2 separate regions of the Homo sapiens genome follow, and region 2 is linked to region 1. A link is an interaction called in ENCODE POLR2A ChIA-PET data of the cell type or tissue named here. Cell type or tissue: MCF 10A. All regions are shown on one strand. Links, peaks and the distances in the headings refer to the core of each region. The heading gives the core; the rest is flanking DNA. Region 1 overlaps TMEM25 (transmembrane protein 25). Region 2 overlaps RNF214 (ring finger protein 214).

Region 1 (2,500 bases), core at 1-2,500:
CTCTTTGTGGCTTCCCCACGTTTGGCCTTCTGGGATTCACTGTGAGTGTCCTGAGCTCTCGGGGTTGATGGTTTTTCTCTCAGCATGTCTCCTCCACCACGGGACCCCAGCCCTGACCAACCCATGGTTGCCTCATCAGCAGGAAGGTGCCCTTCCTGGAGGATGGTCGCCACAGGCACATAATTCAACAGTGTGGAAGCTTTAGGGGAACATGGAGAAAGAAGGAGACCACATACCCCAAAGTGACCTAAGAACACTTTAAAAAGCAACATGTAAATGATTGGAAATTAATATAGTACAGAATATATTTTTCCCTTGTTGAGATCTTCTTTTGTAATGTTTTTCATGTTACTGCCTAGGGCGGTGCTGAGCACACAGCAAGTTTAATAAACTTGACTGAATTCATTTACATATCTCTGCTTCATTTCTTCTATTAATATGTTTTTGTTTTTGTTTTATTTTGTTTCGTTTGAGATGGAGTCTCACTCTGTCGCCCAGGCTGGAGTGCAGCGGCGCGATCTTGGCTCACTGCAACCTCCGCCTCCCAGATTCAAACGATTCTCCTGCCTCAGCCTCCCAAGTAGCTGGGACTGTAGACGCCTACCACCACGCCCATCTAATTTTTATATTTTTAGTAGAGATGGGGTTTTACCATGTTGGCCAGACTGGTCTCGAACTCCTGACCTCAAGTGATCTGCCCACCTCGGCCTCCCAAAGTGCTGGGAGTACAGGTGTGAGCCACCACACCCAGCCTTCTAATATGCTTTTCTTTTCTTTTTTTTTTTTGAGACAGAGTTTTGCTCATGTTGCCCAGGCTGGAGTGCAATGGCGTGATCTCGGCTCACCGCAACCTCTGCCTCCTGGGTTCAAGTGATTCTCCTGCCTCAGCCTTCCAAGTAGCTGGGATTACAGGCATGCACCACCATGCCCAGCTAATTTTGTATTTTTAGTAGAGATGGGGTTTCTCCATGTTGGTCAGGCTGGTCTTGAACTCCCGACCTCAGGTGATCCACCCGCCTCAGCCTCCCAAAGTGCTGGGATTACAGGCATGAGCCACACTGCGCCCGGCCTAATATGTTTTTTAAATGAAGTTTTCCAGTCTCACAGTGGAAAAAATATAGCAAGCACCTGTATACCCACCACTCAACTCTGACATTACCAAATGTGCTTCAGAAAAATAAATAATATTTCTTTAATTATAGTGTTCCCAATGGCCGGATTGGCATTTTCTATTTCAGGGGCTCTTGGCTATAACTAGCATCTGATTCTCACTTGGTCCTCACTCAGCTGCTTCTTCCCACCTCAGGACTGGGCTAAAGTATGCTGAGCCCCTTTGTCCTGCCCTTGGGAACAGAAGGCTCAGACTGGGATGTGATTTTTTTTTGTACAAAGTTATGAGGTTCATTGAAATTTTGTAACATATCTATGTATGTATGTGTATATACAGAGAGAGCGCAAGAGAGCACGTGTGTGTGTGTCTTGCTCTATGACTCAGGCTGGAGTGCAGTGGTGCAATCATAGCTCACTGCAGCCTTGAACTCCTGTGTTCAAGGGATCCTCCCACCTCAGCCTCATGACTAGTTGGAACTGCAGGTGTGTGCCATTGTGCTCAGCTAATTAAAAAAATTTGGAGGGGGCAGGCATGGTGGCTCACGCCTGTAATCCTAGCACTTTGGGAGGCCGAGGCGGGTGGATTGCCTGAGCTCAGAAGTTCGAGACCAGCCTGGGCAACATGGTGAAACCCCATCTCTACTAAAATATAAAAAATTAGCCTGGCATGGTAGCATGTGCCTGTGGTCCCAGCTACTCGGGAGGCTGAGGCAGGAGAAATGCTGGAACCCAGGAGGCAGAGATTGCAGTGAGCCGAGATCGCGCCAATGCACTCCAGCCTGGATGACAGAGCAAGACTCCGTCCAAAAAAAAAAAATTCGTAGAGACAGGGTCTCACTCTATTGCCCAGGCTGGTGTGACATGTGTATAATGTGTAGTAATCAGGTTAGGATATTCAAGGTGTCCATTACCCAAGTACAATACACTTTTGTTAACTATACTCACCCCACTCTGCTATCAAGCATTGAATTTATTCCAACTATATGTTTGTACCCTTTAACTCACTTCTTTTGTTTATCCCACATTTTCCTTCACCCACATTTTCTTCACCCATTCATCAGTTGATGGACACTTAGGTTGATTCTGGATATTTGCTATTGTGAATAGTGCAGCAATAAACATGAAAGTGCAGGCATCTCTTTGATATTTTGATTTCTTTTCCTTTTTGGAGATACCCGGAAGTAGGATTGCTGGATTGAATGGTAATCCTATTTTTAGTTTCTGAGAAATTACAGGCCGGGTGTGGTGACTCATACCTGTAACCCTAGCACTTTGGGAGGCCGAGGCGGGTGGATCGCTTGAACCCAGGAGTTCAAGACCAGCCTGGGCAACATGGTGAGAGTCCCATCTCTACAAAAACACAAAAATTAGCTGGGCGTGGTGGTGTGTA
Region 2 (8,610 bases), core at 3,417-5,916, 1.3 Mb before region 1:
GGGAGGTGGCAGGAAGATGAGGGGCAGAACTTCACTGTGAACAAAAGTTGTCTTTCTTTTTTTGAGACAAGGTCTCACTCTGTCACCCAGCCTGGAGTGCAGTGGCATGATCATGGCTCACCACAGCCTCGACCTCCCCAGGCTCAGGTGATCCTCCCACCTTAGCTTCCTGAGTAGCTGGGACAATAGGTGTGTGCCACCATGCCCTGCTAATTTTTGTGTTTTGGGTAGAGATGGGATTTTGCCATGTTGCCCGGGCTGGTCTCGAACACCTGAGCTCAAGCAATCCACCCGTCTCGGCCTCCCAAAGTACTGGGATTACAGGCGTGAGCCACTGGAGCCACTGTGCTTGGCCTAACAAAGGTTGTCTTATGCCTGTTGTTTCCCAGGTAATCTGTCTGAACTGTCCTCAGAAGCATACAGATGTCCCTAACTTACAATGGTTTGACTTACGATTTTTCCACTTTATGATACTAGGAAAACAATACACATTTTGTGTACTCCTTGACTTACTATGGGGCTATGTCCAGAAAATGTCATCATAAGTTGAAACTATCATGAGTCAAAAATCAACTTACCCAATCAATTTACAATGGGTTTATTCGGATGTAACCTCATCATAAGTCAGGGACCATCTATAAATGAAAAGTCTTACCTGGACGTGTTGATGACTTCCAGTCTCTTCTCTTCTCTGGTAGTGAATCTTTCATTGTTGTTTGGTGAGATTCCTAGGTGGGGGATCTTAAGACAGTTGCATTTCTTTTGCAGAGATAAGAATTTTCTTAGATAAGGAAATTCCAAAGATAATCCCTCTTGGTGCTTCTGGAAAGAGGACCAGAGAGATGGGCTTGGGGGAAGGTTGGAGATAGACCTTGGTTCTGAGGCTTATTTCTGAGGCTTTTCAATTTTCTTTTCTTTTCTTTTCTTTTTTTTTTTTTTTTTTTTTTTTTTGAGTCAGGGTCTTACTCAGTTGCTCTGTTGTCCAGGCTGCAGTATAGTAGCACGATCACGGCTGACTGCAGCCTTGACCTCCTGGGCTGCGATGATCCTTCCACCTTTGCCTCCCAAGTAGCTGGGCCTACAAGCATGTGCCACCACACCACTCTAATTTATTTACTTATTTTAATTTTTTTGAGATGGAGTCTCTGTCTGTCACCCAGGCTGGAGTGCAGTGGCACGATGTGGGCTCACTGCAACCTCCACCTCCCGGGTTCAAGCAGTTCTGTCTGCCTTAGCCCCCCACTCCCCCACCCCCCCGGTAGCTGGGACTACAGGTGCCTACTACCACACCCGGCTAATTTTTGTATTTTTAGTACAGACAGGGTTTTGCCATGTTGGTCAGGCTGGTCTTGAACTCCTGACCTCAGGTGATCCACCCGCCTTGGCCTCCCAAAGTGCTGGGATTACAGGCATGAGCCACCTCACCCAGCCTAATTTATTTTTATTTTTTGTAGAGACAGGGTCTCACTGTGTTGTGCAGGCTGGTCTCAACTCAAATGCCTGGACTCAAGCAGTCCTCCTGCCTGTGCCTCACAAAGTGTTGGGATTACAGGTGTGAGCCACCACATCTTGCCTCAGTTTTCTTTTTTCTTTTTTTTGAGACAGAATGTGGCTCTGTCCCCCAGGCTAGAGTGCAGTGGCATGATCTTGGCTCACTGTAGCAGCCCCTGCCTTTTGGGCTCAAGTGATTCTCCTGTCTCAGCCACCCAAGTAGATGGGATTACAGGTATGTGCCACCACGCTTGGCTAATTTTTGTATTTTTAGTAGAGACAGGTTTTTGCCATGTTGCCCAGTCTGGTCTCAAACTCCTGTGTTCAAGTGATCCGCCTGCCTCAGCCTCCCAAAGTGCTGGGATTACAGGTGTGAGTCACTTCGCCCAGCCAGTTTTCTTTAATTCAAAGCATCGTATTTTGGGGTATCGTTTTCTGTACCCTAACAAGGCCAAGAAGACAGCTCCTACTCTTTGTATTATGCCCTCAAAATTCTAGCCACCTTGGCCTCTGTGAACCCGTTTTTGTCTCTTATTTAGCAACAATGCCAGCTCTGTTTGCATTTGCCGTCCCTGTGCTGCAGACTGGAAACTGCCTCCAGGCAGTGAGCTGGAGCAATTGTAGGGCTGCTTTCATGTGTATTCCTTTCTCAATGATCATAGTCCTGTGCTGCCTATTGTCCAGTGTTTGAAAACATTGTTTCATATGTTTTGTCCAGTTGTTTAGTTCTTTAGGGCCACAGGATAAATCTGTCCCTGGTACTCCATTTCAGGCAGAAGCAGAGTCCTAAATTATCTTCTGGACAGGTTAAATTTGAAGTATTTGCAGGATATCCATGCTAGTATGTGTAGTAAACATTAGTGGAAAAGGAGCTAGAAATGAAGCTAATGGCCTGGATAGTGTACTAGGAGTTGATCAGTTCTCATTAATTCCTTGTGAAGGGTTGGAATGGTGATTAGAAAGGAGGTCGTGGTCACAAAATGACAGAACAAAGTTTGAGGTGTTTTTTTGTTGTTGTTGTATTTTGTTTTGAGACAGGGTCTCGCTGCATCATACAGGCTGTAGTGTGATGATAGCTCACTGTAGCCTCTACCTCCTGGGCTTAAGCAGTCCTCCCACCTCAGCCTCCCAAGTAGCTAGGACTGCAGGAGCACACCACCGTGCCCAGTTAATCTTTTTATTTTTCTTAGAGGCGAGGGTCTTGCCATGTTGCCCAGGCTAGTCTTGAACTCCTGGGCTCAAGTGATCCTCCTACTTTGGCCTTCCAAAGTGCTGGTAGCCAGGCATGGTGGTATATGCCTGTAGCTACTTGGGAGGCTGAGGCAGGAGAATCACTAGAGCCCATGAGTTTGAGGTTCCAGTGAGCTTACGATTGTGCCACTGTACTCCAGCCTGGGTAACACAGTGAAACCCTGTCTCTAAAAACAACCACCAACCACCACCTTGAGCCACCTTGCCTGGACCAAAGTTTGAGGTTTTCAGTGTAGACTTTCCGTGTGTTAATATGGTTTAAGGGGTGGCTTTGCTGCCAGAAAACCAAACACCGCATGTTCTTACTCATAAGTGGGAGTTGAACAGTGAGAACACATGGCCACAGAAAGGGGAACAACACACACCAGGGTCAGTTGGGGGGGTAGGGAGGAAGAGGAGGGAGAGCATTAGGACAAATAGCTAATGTATGCGGGGCTTAAAACCTAGATGACGGGTTGATAGGTGGAGCAAACCACCATGGCACATGTATACCTATGTAACAAACCTACATATTCTGCACTAGTATTCCGGAACTTAAAGTAAAATTAAAATTTTTTTTTTTTTTTTAAAAAGAAAGAAATGGCTTTCCTGGTAGGCAATTGTCAAGGAATGAAGTTTAGGAGGAGGAAGAACTCCAAGGTCTTAGTCTCATATGGATCATGAATATGGATATTGAGTTCACAAAGGTTGTTGTAAAGGGTAGAAAATAAGGAATATGACTAGATGCTAAAAATTATCCATGTGGGTAGAGATGAGATGGGAGTATAGTAGATTAGAGGTGCTGAAACATTTTAGTCTAAGGACCCTTTTAAACTCTTAGTAATTAACAAGGACCCCAAAGAGGTTTTGTTTATATGGATTTTATCTATCAGTATATACTGAACCAGAAATTAAAACTGAGAAAAAATTTAATATTTATGCATTAATTTATTTTAAAATAATAAACCTATGTGTTAAATAGCATATTTTCTATGAAAAATATTTTTCAGATAAAGATCAGTTTAGTTAGAATAATAATATTGTTTACATTTTGTAAATCTCTTTCATGGAAGAAGCTTACTTATCTGCTATATTTAATTGATTGCAATATATTGTTTTGGTTGAAATATATAAAGAAAATCTGATGATATGCAGATAAGTAGTTGGAAAGCAAAGAGTATTTTAATAGCTTTTAAAGATAATTGTGGATATTCATCTTTGATACTATGCCAAAACTTGGTGTGTTGGTGTCTTAAAGTTAAGTTGCATTGTGGGATCTGAAACCACATCAATAAACATTTTGCTTTTATTTTCAAATTTGTTTTATTATTATTATTATTATTTTAGTTTTATTCCTGGCAAGCTGTGAAGTTTTTTATACTAGTACATTAAAATCTATTTGTTTACCTTGAATTTTGAATGGATATTTTGTATGTTGTATGGGGAAGAGAAACCTTTTCTCTACCTTCTTATGTTCAGAGATTAGGGCCCGAAAATTAAACTGACAAAATGTTATACAACCAACAAGTTTATATGACCACTGTGCAGTAGTAGATCAGTTACATTGAAACAGCAGGGTTTGCAGCAGAGAAAGAGTTTAATGATTGCAGAGCATTGAGTGAGGACATGGGAGGAGACCCTCAAATCCATTTCCCCTGAGGAGTTATGGGCTGGTATTTTAAGTTTTAAGGGGATTGTGGAAGGTAAGGGGCGGGAAAATTGAGGTCGTTGATTGGTTGGGATACGGGGGATGAAATCATCAAGATGTGGAAACTGCATTCTTTGGTGAGTCAGCTCCTCTGGGATCCTTCAGACCAACTGGCGTCAGTGGGGTCCTTCAGACAGGCTGATGTCAATAATTTCACTGCTATGCAGGATCTGAAAGAATATCTTAAAGGGAAAACTTAATGTTTTATAATGTTCATGTTGTCTATAGAACACTTAAGGGGAACTTTAATCTCGTAGCAGGGTCTATGTGATTCTGAGGCAGCAGGCGCAAAACACTGGTGAAGTAGCTAGTCAGAGAGCAAGCTGACCTCATGATAAACACTGCATGTGCTGCAAGCCTCGTTTATTTTCGTTTCTCCCCCCTCTTCTTCCCCGATGAATTTCATACAGTTTATAGGGACAGTTTCAAAATAACAGATTAACAGGAGGGAAAAACAGTTTATTTACATGTGCAATGTGCATACACATGGAAGAACTCAGTGGTGGGTAACTCAAAGGAGTAGTTAGTTAGAATTTGGGGCCAATATGCTATCTTACTAGATGAAGGGGAGAGAGGAGAAAGCCCCTAGTACTGGGAAAACAAATGACTTCTTTTTTTTTTTTTTTTTTTTTTTGAGATGGAGACTTGCTCTTGTTGCCCAGGCTGGAGTGCAATGGCACAATCTTGGCTCACTGTAACCTCCGCCTCCTGGGTTCAAGAAGTTCTCCTGCCTCAGCCTCCTGAGTAGCTGGGATTACAGGTGCCCACTACCACACTCGGCTAATTTTTTTTTTGTATTTTTAGTAGAGACGAGGTTTCACCCTGTTGGGCCAGGCTAGTCTCGAACTCCTGACCTTAGGTTATCTGCCCACCTTGGCCTCCCAAAGTTCTGGGATTACAGGCGTGAGCGACCGTGCCCAGCCATGGCTCTTTTTTTTTTTTTTTTGAGACAGAGTTTTACTCTTGTTGCCCAGGCCAGAGTGCAATGGCACAATCTCAGCTCACTGCAACCTCCGCTTCCCGGGTTCAAGCAGTTCTTCTGCCTTAGCCTCCCAAGTAGAACACAGATGGGCGCCATGATGTCTGGCTAATTTTTGTAAATTTTTTTTTTTTGTAGAGACGGGGTTTTGCCATGTTGGCCAGGCTGGTCTTGAACTCCTGACCTCAAGTGATCCACCCACCTCAGCCTCCAGAAACAACTGAGATTACAGGTGTGAGCCACTGCACCTGGCCTAGTGGCACATTTTTCAAGATAGGCCATATGATAGGCTACAAAACAAGTCTTAATATTTTTTAAAATAGAAATAATATTAAGTGTTTTCTCAGACCCTAGCAGTATAAAACTAGAAATCAGTTTGAAGAGGAACTCTCAAACCTATAGAAATTAGAAATTAAACAACCTGTCCTGAATGATCTTTGAGTTAACAATGAAATCAAGATAGAAATTAAAATTTTTTAAAAATGATTGATAACGGTGACAGAAGTTATCAAAATCTCAGATACAGCAAAAGCAATACTAAGAGGGAAGTTTATAGTGCCAAATGCCTTCATCAAAAAGACAGGTCACAAATTGACAGTCTAATAATATCACACCTCAAGGAACTAAAAAAACAGGAAGAAACCAAACCCAAAGCTAGCAGAAGAAAAGAAATAACAAAGAACAGAACTAAACAAAATTGAAACCAAAAAATACAAAGGATCAATAAAATTAAAAGTTGTTTCTTTGAAACGATAAGCAAAAATAATAGACCATTAGGTAGATTAGCTGTGAGAGGATTCAAATAAACTTAGTCAAAAATGAAAATAGAGATACCATAACTGATACCACGGAAATAGAAAAGATCATCTGAGACTGCTGTGAACACATATATGTATACAAACCAGAAAACCTAGATGAACTGGATAAATTCCTGGAAACACACAACCCCCCAAGCTTGAACCAGGAAGAAATAGAAATCTTGAACAGACCAATAGCAAGTAGTTTGATTGAATCAGTAATTTAAAAAATCTCCCAACCAAGACATCCCAGGTCCAGATGGATTCACAGCCAAATTCTACCAGACATTCAAAGAACTGATACCAATCCTACTGGAACTATTCCAGAAGATCAAGAAGGAAGGAATCCTCTCTAACTCATTCTACAAAGCCAGTCTCACCCTGATACCAAAGCCAGGAAAGGACACAACAAAAAAAGAAAACTGCAGACCAGTATCCCTGATGAACATAGATGCAAAAGTCCTCAACAAAGTACTAGCAAAACCAAATTGAACAGCATATCAAAAAGATAATTCAGCACAATCGAGTGGGCTTCATCCCAGTGAGGCAAGGATGGCTCAGCATACACAAGTCAATAAATGTGATTCACCACATAAACCGAATTAAAAACCATATGATCATTTCAATAGATTTAGAAAAAGCATTTGATAAAATCCTGTATCCCTTTGTGGTAAAAAAAACCCTCAACAAATTAGGCACAGAAGGAACATACCTCAAAATAATAAAAGCCATATATGACAAACTCACAGCCACCATCATACTGAAGAGAGAAAAGCTGAAAGCATTCCCCCTCAGAACTGGAACAAGGCCGGGCACAGTGGCTCATGCTTGTAATCCCAGAGCTTTGGGAGGCCAGTTCAGGAAGATCACTTGAGTCCAGGAGTTCCAGACCAGCTTGGGCAATATAGTGGGACTCTTTCTCTCAAAAAATTAAAAAATTTGCTGGGCATGATGATACATGCTTATAGTCCTAGTTACTCAGGAATTTGAGGTGGGAGTTCAGGAGTTCAAGGTTACAGTGAGTTATGATCATGCCAGTGTACTCCAGCCTGGACAATACAGTGAAACCCTCTCTCTAAAAAAAAGAAAATAAGAAAATAATTTCTTAACCATTTTTGCTATTGTTGCATGTAGTTCCTTTTGTTAGATCCCAGTGAGGTGAATGTGGCAAAAAACCCAAAGGAAAAGATTTTTTGTTTGTGAATATGTGGAATGTTTCCATTGACATAAGAGGATTTTTCTAATATAAGTTTATATTTGTAGTTGACAATGTGTTTAATGAAAGAGATGTTCAGTGAGCATCTATAATCTTCAAGGATAACATCAGTCACAGAAGGCAACTGTCATGTTTTCTTACAATTATCCGATTGTCAGAGTGAATAGTAGGCTAGATGGATTGACTCTGTAATGTATTTCACATATTTTTATGGTAAGAGCATTCTGACTCTTCATATATTTTGTATATTTTGGAACTGAGGGAATATGTGTTGTAGCAAGAAAACACAGCTGCCTATAAAATCTTTGTCTAAAGAATTATTAGGCTGGGTATAGTGGCTCACACTTGTAATTCCAGCACTTTGGGAGGCTGAGGCTGGTGGATCACCTGAGGTCAGGAGTTCAAGACCACCCTGACCAACATGGCAAAACCCTGTTTCTACTAAAAATACAAAAATTAGCCAGATGTGGTGGTACGCATCTGTAGTCCCAGCTACTTGGGAGGCTAAGGCAGGAGAATTGCCTGAACCTGGGGGGTGGAGGTTGCAGTGAGCCGAGATCCCGCCTGTGTACCCCAGCTTGGGTGACAGCCTTAAAAAAAAATTGTTAGATAATGTGTTCTCTGCTAGGAAGTTAATTTGGGGAAGCAATACCTGGAGATTAAGGCAGAAAATGCCCACCTACTTCTCATTTCTAATAGATGAATATACCTTGTCAGTAGAGGGCTGATGTCAGAGATTGAATAAGTGTGTAACACACACACACACACACCCTCTCTACCTATACATGAAATAGAGAACCAGGGATATGTGGAGAATTGGGTCAAAAGCAAGAATATGTGAGAGGAAAGGGCCTCATAAACTTCTGTTAAGTAGATTGCTCTCTTTTGTATATGTAAGGTTACTACAAAAACAGAAGGGGAATAAAAGTTTCTCTCACTGAAGAAAAGTGGGGGCCAGGCGTGGTGGCTCACGCCTATAATCCCAGCACTTTGGGAGGCTGAGGTGGGTGGATCACCTGAGGTTAGGAGTTCGAGACCAGCCTGGCCAACATGGCAAAACCCCATCTCTACTAAAAATACAAAAAAAATTAGCTGCGCATGGTGGTGGGTGCCTGTAATCCAGCTACTCGGGAGGCTGAGGCAGGAGAATCATTTGAACCTGAGAGGTGGAGGCTGCAGTGAGCCAAGA

Evidence for each region. ChIA-PET counts read pairs that join two places held together with the same protein. Peaks named below come from ENCODE experiments on the same cell type or tissue, not always from the same donor. Only the 100,000 strongest peaks of a DNase experiment are listed, where the experiment ranks them.
Region 2: POLR2A ChIA-PET joins it to region 1 with 6 read pairs; 1 of 35 experiments calls an interaction of 5 or more read pairs at or near these places.

The regions. Positions count from the first base shown.
Region 1 is chr11:118,535,425-118,537,924 of GRCh38, forward strand. TMEM25 (transmembrane protein 25) reads left to right here. Exons shown (of 9, transcript NM_032780.4): 9 at 1-405. Among named protein-coding and RNA genes, the nearest start is that of TMEM25, 5.5 kb to the left of the region's middle. In MCF 10A, for the core only: no CTCF peak of the experiment used is centred there; a DNase peak (open chromatin) is centred at 1,507.
Region 2 is chr11:117,269,317-117,277,926 of GRCh38, forward strand. The region is part of intron 6 of RNF214 (ring finger protein 214); the gene reads left to right. Among named protein-coding and RNA genes, the nearest start is that of RNF214, 41 kb to the left of the region's middle. RefSeq lists an enhancer at 1-207. In MCF 10A, for the core only: no CTCF peak of the experiment used is centred there; a DNase peak (open chromatin) is centred at 4,495.